2 separate regions of the Mus musculus genome follow, and region 2 is linked to region 1. A link is a loop called in an ENCODE intact Hi-C map of the cell type or tissue named here. Cell type or tissue: heart. All regions are shown on one strand.

What was found. Peaks named below come from ENCODE experiments on the same cell type or tissue, not always from the same donor. Only the 100,000 strongest peaks of a DNase experiment are listed, where the experiment ranks them.
Region 2: it touches region 1 in a loop (2.9-fold over the local background); 4 of 42 quality-filtered maps call a loop at or near these places.

What each region holds. Positions count from the first base shown.
Region 1 is chr9:64,250,783-64,258,782 of GRCm38, reverse strand. It overlaps Map2k1 (mitogen-activated protein kinase kinase 1), which reads left to right and starts at 5,178. Exons shown (of 11, transcript NM_008927.4): 1 at 5,178-5,570. The coding sequence starts at 5,491. In heart, CTCF peaks have their summits at 4,766, 4,967 (motif pointing right) and 5,954; a DNase peak (open chromatin) is centred at 5,072; H3K4me3 peaks cover 2,433 bases; H3K27ac peaks cover 2,019 bases; H3K27me3 peaks cover 286 bases.
Region 2 is chr9:64,136,620-64,144,619 of GRCm38, reverse strand. It overlaps Lctl (lactase-like), which reads right to left. Exons shown (of 14, transcript NM_145835.2): 14 at 6,502-6,814. The coding sequence ends at 6,699. Zwilch (zwilch kinetochore protein) reads left to right here. Exons shown (of 19, transcript NM_026507.4): 17 at 428-540; 18 at 4,604-4,729; 19 at 6,561-7,476. The coding sequence ends at 4,692. Among named protein-coding and RNA genes, the nearest start is that of Lctl, 23 kb to the right of the region's middle. In heart, a CTCF peak has its summit at 3,882 (motif pointing right); no DNase peak of the experiment used is centred here.

The DNA of each region.
Region 1 (8,000 bases):
AATAGTAGAAGTACTATTGATCTGCTGAAGGAACTTAGCAATAATGAATCCTAACAACATTCAGCTGTACCTATAGGTGACCGTCCCACTCAGCCTCGCAGAGAGGCTCCTCCTGCGGTAGATGGGAACTAATACAGAGACCCACAACTAGACAGTGCGGAGAGCGAGAGCCCTTGGAACACTCAGGAGGGATGTCTTCATCACATCCCTCCCCTCAAGGCTCACGGTACTTCAGGAGAGGACGTGGGAAGAGTGTAAAAGCTAGAGGGACAGAGGACTCCAGGGAAACAGTGTCTTCTGTACACAACAGGACTGACACACACACACAAACTCAGAGGCAGCGCGGCCGGGCCTCCTCACAGGTGCAAGCAGGATGGGCTCCCAGTGCTGAGAGGGAGAGGTGGGCCTGAGCTCTCTCTCTTAACCAAGAAGCTAGCTCCAAATGACATCTGCCTGCAAAGGGGTCTCACTGGCATACAAGCCACACCTAAGGGGAAGGCCCCAGGTCCAGCTGTAGATGGCTAATGTAGAACAAAGTCAACTGTATTTTTGGTTCTTTTTTTGTTTTTTTGCTTTGTTTTGTTGTTGTTTAGTTTTTTTAACCTTATTGTTCTCTTACTTGTATATGATGATCTGAATGTGTGTTTTTATGTGTGTGTATGTCTGCACGTGTATGTGTTTCTCTTGCTTTTTTCTTCATTATTTGGTTTTCTTTCTTTCTTTTTTTTCATGTTTATTTTCTTTTTCTTTTCTTTCTTTCTTTCTTTTTTTTTTTTAAAGATTTATTTTATGAGTACACTGTAGCTGTCTTCAGACACACCATAAGAGGTCATCAGATCTCATTATGGATGGTTGTGAGCCACCATGTGGTTGCTGGAATTTGAACTCAGGACCTTCAGAAGAGTAGTCAGTGTCCTTAACTGCTGAGCCATCTCTCCAGCCCTCCTGTTTATTTTCTAAAGAGAGAGAAAGAAATCATGGAATTAGAAGGGAAGGGGATGGGGATCTAGGAGGAGATGAGAGGGGAAACTGTGATCAGAATATATTCTATGAAAAAACTTAAAAAAAAAAAAACCCAGCAAGCATGATGGAATGCATTGTAATCTCAACACTGGGAAAATGGAAACAGGAATATATCTGGAGTCTCCCCACAAGCCAGCCTAGCCTAATTGCCAAGGTCCAGGTTTCAGTGAGAGACATGTCTCAGCAAACCAAACCAGACCAAATCAAACCAGAAAAAAAAAAAAAGTAAAAAAGTAAAAATAAAAAAATATAACAAAAAACCATGGTAGACATCCGAGGAATGACATCGAGGGTTTCCTCTGTCTTCCACACATGCACACCTGTGTATCTCATCCCCTCCCTACATAGCACACATACAGCATGTGCACATGCATCCACAAGCACAAAGAAAAATAATATAAACAAAAAGTCGGTTATGGTAGTGCTCGGGAGGGTGAGGCAGGTGGGTCCCTGGTTCTCTCTAGCCAGCCTCAAAGCACATGGCGGCAGTACCTGAGGAGCACAGTGAGGTGACTCTGGTCTTCACACTGGCATGCAGACACACATATTCACAAAGTTGATTTCAAGTCAAAAAAAAAAAAAATGCAGCCAGGCGTGGTGGCACACGCCTTTAATCCCAGCACTCCGGAGGCAGAGGCAGGCGGATTAAAAAAAAAAAAAATGCTGGAGGCAAGATGTCCCTGTGTTGATCTGACTGCTCTGGAACTCAATAAGTAGACTAAATGTGGCTGGCGCCAAACTCACAGAGATCTGTTTGCTGCTTCCTCTCTGATGCTGAGATTAAGGACATAGGTTACTAAACTGAGCAGTACACTCTTCATCACTAAAAAACGGCATATGCCCCATATGAAGAACATAATGACTTCTATGTACATATGCAACTATTTATATTAAGGCGTGGATGTTGAGAACAGGTAGAGGGAGGAAACAGAGAGGTGTTGGTCAAAGGATACAAAGAAACACATAGGAGAGATGACCAAGTCTGGACTTTGTTTCTTTGATATAGAATCTGAACATATTCTTTGTTGCCTTTGAGTTTGTGGGTACCTCCCTCTTTTTTTTTTTTAAAGATTTTATTTATTTTATGTATATGAGTACAGTGTAGCAGTCTTCAGACACACCAGAAGAGGGCATTGGATCCCATTGCAGATGGTTGTGAACCACCATGTGGTTGCTGGGAATCGAACCTCAGGAAGAAGAGTCAGTGCTCTTAATCACTGAGCCATTTCTTTAGCCCGGGTTCCACCCTCTTTAATGTTGGGGTTACAGATGTCGGCTACCATATCCAGCTAAGTGTAGATCTCTAGTATCTACTATGGGGACTAAATTGATAAAATTGGATGTGGAGTTTTTGCTGAGTAAGTAGATTTTAGCTGCTATTGTCATACTCTGTGAAAAGATAAATGCATTAATTTTCTCAACTATGGTAACCATTTTGCTATTTATATCTACCTCATAATATGTCTTAACTTTCAGATACAAGGTTTATTTAAAAAAGAAAGAAAAGCTAAATTTACTGATAGACACATTCCATTAGAACAGACATTTTCTTACATATTACATTTGTGTCTTCATTCTCTCACAGTGAGTCACCAGTATACGTGGTTGGCATGGTTCATATGATTGATTTAACAAGACCTTGGGTTGTCTAGGGGACAAGCCTCTGGGTGTGACTATGAGGGAGTCTCTAGCTAGGGTTAATTCAATTGGGAAAACCCACACTAAATACAGGTGACACTGTTTCATGGGCTGGGATCCATAACTAATTGAAAAGAAGAACAAGGGCTGGAAACTATTTCCATCTCTCTTGCTTCCTGACTTTGGATGCTGGGACCAGTGGCCTTATGTGCCGGCCACCATGGTTCCCTACCATGATGGATATGAGCCAATATAATCCTTTCCTTCTTTAAGTGCCTCTTGTTGGCGTTTTGTTACAGCTAAGAGGAGAGTAATGCAGTTATATTTAACATCCTAGTTATGTGACCAACCATGTTGTAGATAAACAACCTTTCATCTAAAATGCTAGGCCTTCCCCACCTGGATGTCTTGCTATCTGGAGGTGGAGGTATTTGGCAATGAGAAATACCCCTTCGGGCTTCCTCCCTGCCTGGAAGTTAAGTCTCTTGCCTCAGCTTTCAACAGCCTCCTTACCTTCGAGTTTCCTGTAACACCTGGCTCTGGAACACCCGGGGCAGATGCTTATCTGTTCCTTATACCTAGTGTCTTTAAGTCTGAGTGGTTTCAAAAGAGGAAGCTGGAATGTGTATTTTCAGAAATTTATTTTTGTTTTATATGTATTTGTGTTTTGCCTGCATGTACATATGTGCACCATGTGTGTGCCTGGTGCCCTTGGGGGTCAGCAGAGAATGCAGGCTCTCCTGGAACTGGAGTGGTGGATAATTGGGAACCATCATGCAGGTGCTGGATATGAGCCTGGGCTCTCAGCAAGAGCAACATGTCCTCTTAATCACTGAGCCATGTCTCCAGCCCCTGAAACTGCATTTTTTTTCTGAATATGAACTATTGAGCTATTTGATAAATTCACATCTTATGCTCCAACAACCATCACAGAAAGACAGGATAAAACAATATTTGTTTATCTTGATGCTGATAGACTAAATGGGAAGTTGGTAGACTAAACCTAGAGTCTTTAAGGGGTGGGCAAGATAGACAGTGTCTCATGTGGCCCAGGTTAGGTCTGAAACTTGCTAGGTAGAGGAGGAACTTGCTAGGTAGCCTTCTGATCCTCCTGCCTCCGTTTGGTCAGTGCATGCCCCTCAATACCTATTTATGTCCTGGTGATTAAAAAAAAAAGATTTATCTGATTTATTATTATCATCATTTTAATTTTTCTTTTTTTTAAGATTATTCATTTATTATATGTAAGTACACTGTAGCTGTCTTCAGATACTCCAGAAGAGGGAGTCAGATCTCGTTACAGATGGTTATGAGCCACCATGTGGTTGCTGGGATTTGAACTCAGGACCTTTGGAAGAGCAGTCGGGTGCTCTTACCCACTGAGCCATCTCATCAGCCATTTTAGTTTTTCACGACAGGGTTTCTCTGTGTAGTCCTGGCTGTCTTGGAACTCACTCTGTAGACCAGGTTAGTCTCCAACTAGGGATTTCCACCTGTTTCTGCCTACCGAGTGCTGGGATTAAAAGTGTGTGCCTGACTTTATTTTTAATGATGTTTGTGTGTGTTTGGGTATGTACACAAGAGTACATGTACCCTCAGAGGCCAGAGGCATGGTATCCACTACAGCTGGAAGTTACAGGTGGTTGTGAGCTGCCCAAACACGAATGCAGGGAACCCAACTAGAGTCCTGTTAAAGCAAGAAACACCCTCAACTTCTGCGCTAGCTGTCCAGGCTACTCCAAACTTGACTTTGCCAAAAGGCTTAGAAAACGAAAAAGAGGATATGAGATTGGATACATTTAGGTCGGCTGACCCCATTAATTAGACTTCAATCTGCTCTCAAAATAGGCTTCACTAATTTACCACCTCTGCAGCACGGAGTTCTCAGCTGTGTACCTCCATTTTAGTAGAATTAAAATAGAAAAATCATGTCAGTTTAGTTTAAGGAGTCTCTTGACAAGTTTTCTTTTATTTTGAGACTGGGTCTCACAATGTATCCCTGGCTGTGTAGACCAAGCTGGCTTCGAATGCGTACACATCAGCCTGCCTCTGCCTCTTGTACTGGAATTAAAAATGTGCACTCCTGGCTTTTGTTCAATTTAGTTTGCTCTTACTCAATTCCGCTTGGCCTCAGGACACGAAAAGGGGTCCTTTTCTTATTTATTTTGTACTTTTGTCTGGGTCAAAATGACCCAGCCCAAGGGAGGAGAAGAGTTGAGATAAATAGGCCAAGCAGCCCCACTCAAAGGCAAGATGACCTGCGTGCAAGAACCTCGTACAGCAGCCACCTGGATACCGCTGGTCAGCAGAGGGCGCCCGGAAAGCCTCCCTTTAACTCCGCCCCAAGCCAATGCGCCGCGCCTCCCGTGACGTATTTCCGCGTCATCTGCCTCTGAGGCTAGTCCCCATTGGCTGTCGGCGAAGCGACGGGGGCGGAGTCAGGCGGGCGTGAGGGAAGCGCTGCAGCCCCCGTGGGGGCGGGGCCTGCTCGTTTCCCCGCCCCTCCCTCACCCTCCAGTCCCTCACTGGGACGTCTGTGCGCGGCGTCTCGGAGCGCCGGAGCAGCGGTGGCCGCACTTTCTCCAAGCTGGGGCTGTAGCTGAGCTGTGGGTAGTGCGCAGGGAGCCGTCCGAGCCCGAGGAACCGGTGTGCTGAGGCGAGAGTTCCCGGCCGGCGAGCGCGCGCAGCTGGTTCTCCGCGTGGGTTGGGCGGAGGGTCCCAGGAGCGCGGCGTTGATCGAGCCGCCCCGACTCTGGGCAGAGCCGAGGGAGGAAGCGAGAAGCGGCCGCGCGCTCCCTGCTGAGTTGCAGGCTCTTTCCCGGCTGCAAGATGCCCAAGAAGAAGCCGACGCCCATCCAGCTGAACCCGGCCCCCGATGGCTCGGCGGTTAACGGGACCAGCTCGGCCGAGTGAGTACCGGGAGTGGCCGGGAGGCCGCCACCGCCAGGCGAGGCTTCGTCACGTACGGCCCGGCTGGCGGGGGGCGAGGAACTCCGGCCGCCGGGCTATCAGTGACTAAGCACTGATTGGGTGCCTGACTCACATCGACCGTGCACCCTACAAGTCCCGATCCCCCTCTTTCCCAACAGTGTCTGTCGTCCCTGGCCACCGACATCAATCTTCGCCCAAGAAAACGAAACCTAATGCGTCCCCCCCTAGCTATTGCCTAAAGGGCATACTCTGGGATTCTGGCCTGTAACAAGACGCAGAGCAAATTCAGGTCGCTTCTCATTAACCTTTGAGACCTCCTCGGGGTCTGAGTGTGGACTTGGGATGGGTGAGCCCCATTTACTTTTGGTGCCTGACACCTGTGGGGCCTTGTGGCCGGTTGATCGCCTGGCCAGCGGGGGCGTGTGTTCACAGATTTCCCCATGGCTTTTCCCTGGTTCACTTTGGGGACTCCCTCATCCGTGGCCTTTTTCTTGAGAAGTACCTTGCTCGAGGGAGGAGTCTCTCTTCATCTGTCCGTTCATGCAACAGTTCATCCCCTCACCGGTTATTCTCCCAGCTTTGCTTAGTTGACCGGGAGCCGGAAATTGACTTGAGGCATAAGAACGATGACCAGGGAAACAAAGCCAAAGGTTGCTCGGTATCTGCAGGGGCCAGTGTTGCTTACAGACAGATAAGAGTTTATTTCATAAGGTGGGTTTCTGAGCCCACCTGTTGGGTTTCTTCTTCATCTTTCCCTGAGGTCAGGAGACTTGAGAGGTATCTGATAAAATGAAAGTAGCTTCAGGCATTCTGTCCTTTGGAGATTATTGTAACCCCCCTCCCTCCTTTCCCTAGATTTTAATAACTCAGGACCTGTTGGTATGGTTACTGTCATTGATACCTGCAGTAGTATCAATGGCAGGGCTGGTAGTGGTGGATTTGTGTGAGCATAGCCAGATTATTAAGACTTGCTTCAAACACATCTTTTCTTTAGGTCCTTGACATTGCCCTTGACGTTGGATTTGTAACATATGTCTTTGAGCAGCATAATTAGCATTTGTTCAGTGTGTATGTACAGCAGTTTACCCCCTGTAAAACAGACTGCAAGTCCCCCTCCCCTCTTTCAAGGTAAGGTATTCTTCAGCAACTCTTTTCAGGACAAATATTTTTGTGAGACAATGGAGTGGGATGGGTAGGGTCTATATGTGTAACCCAGACTGGCATAGAATTAGCACAAGCTTTTTTTTTTTTTTTAATCATATTATTTTTAAATTTTTTTATTATTTTATTTATTTACATTCCAGTTGTTGCCCCCTTCAGTCTCCCCTCCCACAGTTCCTCATCACATTCCTCCTCCTCGCCTCTGAGAGTGCCCCCCCTTCCCTGGAACCTTAAGTCTCTTTCCAGGATTAAGCTCATTCTCTCCTCCTGAGACCAGACCAGGCAGTTCTCTGTTATATATGTGCCAGGGACCTCGGACCAGCCGGTGTATGCTCCTGGTTGGTGGCTCGGTGTTCGGGTGCTCCCTGGGGTCTGGGTTAGTTGAGACTGCAGGTCTTCCTATGGGGTTGCTCTCCCCTTCAGCTTCTTTAATTTTTTGCCTAATTCAACCATAAGGGTTCCCGACTTCAGTCCAATGGTTGGGTGTAAATTATATTATTTTTAATGATACATGTGTATGTTTGTCTGCATGGGTATGTGCACATGAGTGAGGTGCCCTTGGAGGCCAGAGCTATCAAGATTCCCTGGATTCGTTGGAGCTAGTTGTGAGCCATGAGTGCTGGAAACTGAACTGTAGTCCCCTGTCACCTGCAGAAACAGTAAGGGCTCTTAAGTTTTCAAACTGCTGGGCCATCTTTCCAACCCTTAGGATAAGTTTTGTTCACTCTAGATTCTTGTCAAAGGTTAGGGCCCTATCTACCTTCAGATCTTTGATTTTGCAAGTGGAGATAGATACCTGTTGTCATGCTCTTGTTCTTTTTGACGTTGTAACTGTACTCCTTTAAAGGAAAGGTAGCTTTCATGTAAAGAACTGACTAGGGTGCCAGAGGAATAGCTCTGTAAAAGCGCTTGCTGTGCAAACCTGATTATCTTTCAGTCCCCAAATCCTGCATTGGATGTAGAGAATCAACTCCTGAAAGTTATCCTTTGACCTCCACACAAATGTTGTGGAATCTGCATGCCCACACTCACACATACAAAGACAGTAAATTTTTAAAATTTTTGTTTGTTTGTTTGAGGTAGGGGCTCACTAAGTAGCCATGGTTGTCCTGGGACTCACTTTATAGACCAGGCTAACCTCTAACTTGCCTCTGCCTCCCAAGTGCTGGGATTAAAGGCAAATACTGCCACTGTTTTAGTTTTTTGTTTTTGTTTTGTTTTTTTTTAAAGAAACAGAATCAGGAATA
Region 2 (8,000 bases), 110 kb after region 1:
CTGTGTGAGGGTGTCAAAAGCCCTGGAATTGGATTAGAGATATGTGAGCTGAATGTGGGTGCTGGGAATTAAACCCTTCTCTTCTGGAAAGAGCATCCAGTATTCTTAACTCCTGAGCCATCTCTCCAGCCCTAGACTATTACTGCTTTTAAAAAAAATTGTTTTTCTTTGACATGTGTGTATGTTTTTCTCTCCCCCTTTCTTGACTGTACTTCTCCAGCTCAGGGATTGTGGCCTATTTATATCCGTACTCAGTGCTTGTCACACGTGGATTTCACTGGATGACAGGAAGGAAGGAAGGAAGGAAGGAAGGAAGGAAGGAAGGAAGGAAGGAAGGAAGGAAGGAAGGAAGGAAGGAAGAGCTACTGTTTGGTTATTAGTAGTTTACTTATTCATTTTAATTTTCTTTTGGTATTTTTTTCTTCAGTGAGAAGCCGCAGAAATGGAGAGTGGAGCTCAGCAATAGTCAGAAGAGGGTGAAAACAGTGTGGCAACTGAGTGACAGCTCCCCTGTAGACCATTCCAGTTTCCACAGGCCTGGTAAAGATGCTATGTAGTCATTAAATCTTTATGGGAGGAATCATTGTTGCAGGTCTTTCCCTGAACTGTAGGTATAAAACAGACTTTAAAAGAAAATCTGACTTTTGTGCCATTGTGAGTTTTAGAAAAATTCAAAGTATAATAATCACTTGTGAGTGCTTTTTCTTATTATCCTGGATAAAAAGAACCTTTGCTGGGGCTGGCTCAGTGGTTAAGAGCACTGACTGCTTTTCCAGAGGTCCTGAGTTCAATTCCCAGCAACCACATGGTGGCTCACAACCATCTGTAATGGGATCTGATTCTGTCTTCAAGGCATCAGGAGCTTAAAACAAGCAGCCAATTGTACTTGCTCACAGTCAGGAAGCAGAGTGCATGGGTTGCTGAGTTCCCTTCCTCCACTCACACCATCCAATACGGTGGGTCGGCCCACGTCACTTAACATAAGAACATCTCTCACAGACATGCTCAGATGCCCATCTCCCAAATGATTCACTAGTCTAACGATCTGAAATCAATACCAACCAAGACATCTCTACCACCACTTGGTCCCTGTCACCATATAATTTCCACCCTACTTTTGGTACTGATTTATGTCTTAGTTTCTTTTCCTGTTACTATGATAAAATTCTCTGACAGAAGCCGTGAAGGGTGAATGGTTTTATTTCCTCTCACAGATCTCCACTCACCATGGTAAGGAAGTCAAAGCAGAAGGAGCTTGAGTAGCTGTTGCTAGAGATCCCTTAGTCAGCAGAAGAAGGCAGTGCCTGTGTGCTCGTGTCCGCTTACTTTCCCCACTTTAAAGCTGTCCAGAGTGGCCGGCCCAGGGATGATGGTCTGTCTATACTGAGCAAGTCTTCACACTTCAGTTAACACAATTAAGACAAGACCCCACAACATGCCCACTCCTATTTCCCAGGGGATTCTGTCTCTCATAGATAGATAAACATGCAGAAATCATTAAACTAAAAAAATTTTTCCTGGGAGCCATCAGTTAAAATCATAGCATGTGGTTTTTTGTTTGTTTGTTTGGTTTATTTTTTTTCAGATTTCTTTTCTTTTTTTTTTTTTTTTTTTAAGATTTATTTATTTATTATATGTAAGTACATTGTAGCTGTCCTCAGAAACTCCAGAAGAGGGCATCAGATTTCGTTACGGATGGTTATGAGCCACCATGTGGTTGCTGGGATTTGAACTCGGGACCTTCGGAAGAGCAGTCGGCGCTCTTAACCACTGAGCCATCGCACCAGCCCCCTCAGATTTATTTTATGTATATAAGTACACTATTGCTTCAGATATAACCAGAGAGCATCAGATCCCATTACAGATGGTTGTCAGCCACCATGTGGTTGCTGGGAAATGAACTCAGGACCTCTGGAAAAGCAGCCAGTGCTTTTAACGGCTGAGCCATCTCTCCAGCCCCCATGCCATGTGTTTTAAGTATGATATAAAACTTAAAATCTAAAGGGGGTTAAAATCAGCTGTGGATGTTGGAGAGATGGTTCAGAGGTGACCTTGCAGAGTACTTGGGTTCAGTTCCTAGCATCCACATCAGGCAATTCAAAGCTACTTTTAACTCCGGTTGCAAAAGATTCAATGCCCTCTTCTGGTTTTTGTGGGCACCTTCAATGCACATACAATTTTAAATATAATCCTTTTTTAAATTCCAGGTATATAAAAAAGAGAAAAAATTATATACATATTTATCTAATATATATATATTTAGGCCAAGCAACAGACATAGTAAACTAGAAAAGCACATTTATGGCATGTGTTCAGAAGAGGAACATGTCCTAGTATACTACAAAAAAATCTTTGCAAGTACTTGAGGCTGAGGCAAATGGATCTCTATGTTTAAGGCCAGCCTTGACTACAAAACATGTTCCAGGACAGCCAGATCTACACATAGAGACCCTGTCTTAAAAACCAAAACATGCATACATGCATGTGTACACATGCACTTAAAAAACTCAGTGGGAAGGCATGAACAGTTTACCCAAAAGGAAATTCAGAGGTCATCTCAAAAGTAAAAAGTGCAGGGCTGGAGAGATGGCTCAGTGGTTAAAGAGCACTGACTATTCTTCCAGAGATACTGAGTTCAAATCCCAACCACCACATTGTGGCTCACAACCATCTGTCTTCTGATGTGTCTGAAGTGTACTCACATACATACATACATACATACATACATACATACATGAAAGAAAGAGAGAGAGAGAGAGAAAAGGAAGAAAGAAAAGACCTTTTTTTAAACTTTAAAAAAAAATAAATAAAAAGTAAAAAGTGCAAGGAGCTAGTGTGTTGGACCATGCTTGCAATCCCAAGCACATGGGAGGTGGGAGCAGAAGGAGCAGGAGCTTAGCCTCCTGTAGCCTGAAAACTCGCTCAAAAAGGAAAACTGAAGCTAGGAAATTAATTAGCTCAGTGATGAAGCACTTGCCTACATGCACCTTGATGTCTATTGCCAGCACTGAGATGGGAGTTGGGGACAGAAATACAGGAGTAGTAACAACAAAGTCAGCCAGGTGTGCAAGCCTGGATTATATAGTTAGTTTCAAAACTCTAGGCTAGCCTAAACTACAGAATGAGATTATTTACTTGCTTTATTTATTTATTTGTTCTTTTTAAACTACAGTTATAGCTGGATATAGTAGTGCATACTTGTAGTCCCAGAACTTTAGAAGCAGATGTAGGACCTCAGAAGTTCAGGTCATCCTTGGCTACATAGTTTAAATTAAGGCCAGCCTGGCTTACATGGGACAGTCTCATCCTCACCAAAATTAATGAAAGAAACCAACAAAAGGTAAACATTTAGGAGATTAGATGTTTTTAAGTCAGACCTACCTTTCAAGATATGTAATGGTATTTTGCTCCTAAGTAAAACAGTTGTCTTTAAGAACAGGGAGACAGGGCCGGTGAGATGGTTAGGTGGATGAGAGCACTGACTGTTCTTCCAAAGGTCCTGAGTTCAAATCTCAGCAACCACCTGTAGGATCTGATGCCCTCTTCTGGTGTGTCTGAAGACAGCTACAGTGTATAATAATAAATAAATCTTTTTTTAAAAAAAAGAACAGGGAGACAGACTTAGGGAACGAGCACACTTTCTTTCAGCTGCCATGGAATAGAGAATAATATTTGGAAGTAATGGGGTAGAAAAATCAAGTGTCCACTAGACAGTGGTCCACCAGTGGGTGCTTAGCAAATAACAGTAGTAATGATAAAAACATGGGAATCACAAAGGAAGTGGACACAATCCCTCCAAATGCTAACTGGCTGTTTCCTTGAAGCACAGGAGTCATTCTTTTTTTTTTTTTTAAGATTTACTTATTTATTATATGTAAGTACACTGTAGCTGTCTTCAGACACTCCAGAAGAGGGCGCCAGATCTCATTACGGATGGTTGTGAGCCACCATGTGGTTGCTGGGATTTGAACTCTGGACCTTCGGAAGAGCAGTCGGGTGCTCTAACCCACTGAGCCATCTCACCAGCCCGAGTCATTCTTTTAGAGGGTAGAGAAATGAGTGTACATTTAGCTGTAAGGCTGTAAATTCTGCCTGGGGATGGTGGCACACACTTTTGATTCCAGTACTTGGGAGGCAGAAGCAGGTGGATCTCTGTGAGTTTGAGTCCAACCTGGTCTATATAGCAAGTTTCAGGACAATCAAGGCTACACAGAGAAACCCTGTCTTAAAAAACCATAAAGGGGTTGGGGAGGCTGTAAATGCTAAGAATTTCTTCTCTAAAATTATGTTACAGAATGATTCAGAAAAGACACTTGTTGATCCTTAAGTGGTGGCACAAAAATTAATGTAGTTGTTTCCTGAGGGAAGGTAGTTCTTGTTTGTTTTTGTTTTTTACTCTACTTTGAATGTTGTTTAATCAAAACATCAGGAGGGTATGCTGTATAAATAAATATACCCCGTATAGACTCTGCCCCAGCAGGGTTTGGCCAAACAGAGTCTTTTCAAGTGGAAGTCGGGTGCCATCCACACTTCTTACGCAACTGCCGTGTTGTGGTAAAGTCAGGTGAGAGCTCTGACTGGCTCGTTGTCTTTCTGCTTGCAGAGTTTCCTGAGCTGACACTGAATGGTAGTCTGGAAGAAAGGACAGCCTTCGTTAACATGCTTACCTGCAGCCAGGTGCACTTCAAGTAATGCGCACTGCGGGCCCTTGCAAAGGGTCTTCTCTCCGGTATGTTGTGATGAGTCCCCGTGTCTTAGCTAGTTCTCCATTGTCGGTACCACATCCACTCGTCGTGACTAACCGCTCCCCAGGCCACTGAACGGCCACCAGGTTCTTACTTGGCTTTCTTTGTACCTTTGCTTGGCCACTTACTAGGTCTACTTAACTCTAGAATCAAAGAAAGTTTTCATCTGTAGTGTGATTTCAAAATCATTGATAAAAGAGAAAATTGTAAACAGACCCTCAACTTGACATGAAAAACAAAGTTTTGTTAATAAGCAGTTTTCCTCAGCCAAATTTCATTGAGCCCTAAATGTAAACACCTTTTTAAAAAATACTTGATTTTTAAAATCAAAATCAAAGCACCCCTGAGCAGTGGCTGTGCACACCTTTAGTCTCAACACTCAGGACACAGAGACAGACGGATCTGAGTTTTGGACCGGCCTGATCTAAAGAGGGAGTTCTAGGACGGCCAGAACTACACAGAGAAATCCTGTTTCTATAAACCTAAAAAATAAAATCATCTTTCTATCCCGAGCTTATCCCCGTCCCGCGGGAAATGAACACAGGACACACCAGATTCTTCCACGGTTAACTTTTACTTCTATATCATAGTGAGGTAGACAAAGAAGGCTCAGAAAGTGTGTGGCTTAAATACTTTTGGTGACGTGTCTAAACTAGGACTGGTAGTAACACCCATGATCCTCATGCACCCTGGGGATAGGTTAAAGCCCCCAGGGGTTGGGCAAAAGCCCCGGAGACTGGTGACTTTGGCTGGCTGTGCTCTCGCAGCTGCGCACAAAGAGGTTTAGCACCATCTAGTGGCGGCACATATATTGCAGCCCTTTACATCTTTCTTTGAGTTTATATTAGCTAAAAGGATTGATGGAAAATCCTCTTACTTTTGGGTTTTGTTTTGTTTCTGAAACAAAAATCTCACTGTGTAACCCTATCTGGCCTTTTTGTTTGTTCGTTTGTTTGTTTCATAAAAATAAATAGAATTAAATAATGAGTAAAATGCCTGATCTTACCATTCCCCCTTAAGCCTCATTTGCCCTTTAGTAAATGGAGATTAATTTTATCAGAATTTTAAAAATAAAATGAAGCTGGGCGTGGTGGCTCACGCCTTTAATCCCAGCACTTGGGAAGCAGAGGCAGGTGGATTTCTGAGTTCAAGGCCAGCCTGGTCCACAAAGTGAGTTCCAGGACAGCCAGGGCTATACAGAGAAACCCTGTCTCGAAAAACAAAACAAAACAAAATAAAATAAAATTTAATGTTTCCGGTTTTTTGTTTTGACAGGATCTATGTAGTCCTGGAGCTCACTATGTAGATCAAGCTAACCATGAACTCATAGAGATCTGCCTCTCTGCCTCTGCCTCCTGAGTGCTGGTATCAAAAGCATGCGCTACCACACCTGGCTTTAGTTAAAATTTAAAAGGAAAAAAAAAAACTTTGTTTGGTTTGCCACCATAGCGTGGTATTGCAGAGTCCCTTTGCTAGCCACAATGCAGTACCTGTCACTCATAGTCTCCCTCAGGAGGCACATGTCCTGCCCACTTGCTGCTCACCTGCTTAGCTAATAGTCTGAAGCCTGAAAGGGGTTTAGACTGATAGTGTCCATAAGATATGGCAGTGCTCAGTGACAGTCATTTGTACATTAAAGTAATTTTTCCAGAAAATGAAAAATCATCAAGTTATAAATCTATACACATGTTCCTAATTTTGAAAAATGAGGTGTGTGAATGATAGGTAGCAAATATTAACTCTGACTTCAGGAGAGTTGAGACTACAGGTTTCTTTCATTTTATTTATGCTTATTTTTATTTTCTTAAATCACAGCACAAAACAAAAAGGGGGAAAAGAGTGAGTTAATTTTCAGAGCCTGAAAAATAGACATCACGTGAACTTCTGCAGCAGAAAAGAAGAGTGATCCTGAAGAGATGCTTTGACAGATGAAGGTGGAGAGGAGATCCCGTCTCAGCCACGTCTCCTGAGGAGAAGTGTCAGCATCAGGGCAGCAGTGAGGATGGAGAGGGCGCAGACTGTGGGGACCACAATCTCTGAAGCCACGTGCATGTGCCTAAGCAAGGGCTCTGAAAGGGACAGATACATCCACCAGAAGTGAGCTGTGTTTTGAAACAAAAGCTAAAGGAGATGGGCCACTGCGTTTCTAATTTTTCTTATTTGTTGTAAAAGTGAACCAGTAAATCAAACATTATTTTGAAATGGAGTTTTGGAGCCATGGGACAAAGGCATCATGTTCACTTGGTATGCACACAGCTTTTGGGAATCCTTACCATCACACAAAACTTACATCAGTGCTGGAAATGTAACAGAAAATCTGGGGATGCCTGACTTTGGTTATTTCCCTGGTATTTTATTAAGCTTGAGTATGGTTAATATTTATGCTGGCGTTGCATTAATCTCAAAAGATTAGCACCTATATTCCATGGATTCTCTCGGCTTTAGTCCAAATATTTTTAACTGGGCATGGCAGTACACACCTTTAATCCCAGCACTGAGGAGGCAGAGGCGGCCTGGTCTACAGAGCAAGTTCCAGAAAAACCACAGCTACACAGAGAAACCCTGTCTCAAAAGGAAAGACAAAAAGAATCCCTGGGAAACATTTTCAGCTTTTTCAGTTTGTTATTCTCAATATACTTATATCCTCATATATTACAATTTCTAATGGTAATTCTAATACTTATTTCTTTGTAAACACAAAAATTCACTAAAATGTTAAATTATTTGATAATTGTTGCCTGGTTTAATCTTTGAGAGCAAAGTGTTATATCCACCAATCCAATGGAAGACCTTCATGGGACTGATTTGTCTGCTGAGCCCTCTGGTAACAGGTAAACAGGCATGGATATGTTCTCATGCAGCTCACAGGCTGGTCAGCAAATGCTCATTACAACCATGTTGCAGTTACTTACATTTGGTGAGTTATGGTTTATAATCTGTAGACTATGGCCTACTTATTTATGCATGTGGGGACACTGGTGCATGGACATACAAAGTACAAAAGGTAGCTCAGGTGAGGGGGTTTCTGCACCACCTGCTTTGACCCCACATTAAAGAACAATATTAAAACAAGAAGTAGCTGGGTGGTGGTGGCACACACCTTTAATCCCAGCACTTGGGAGGCAGAGGCAGACAGATTTCTGAGTTCAAGGCCAGCCTGGTCTACAGCGTGAGTTCCAGGACAGCTATGGCTATACAGACAAATCCTGTCTTGAAAAAAACAACAAAAACCAAGAAGTATATTTTTTTTGCTTG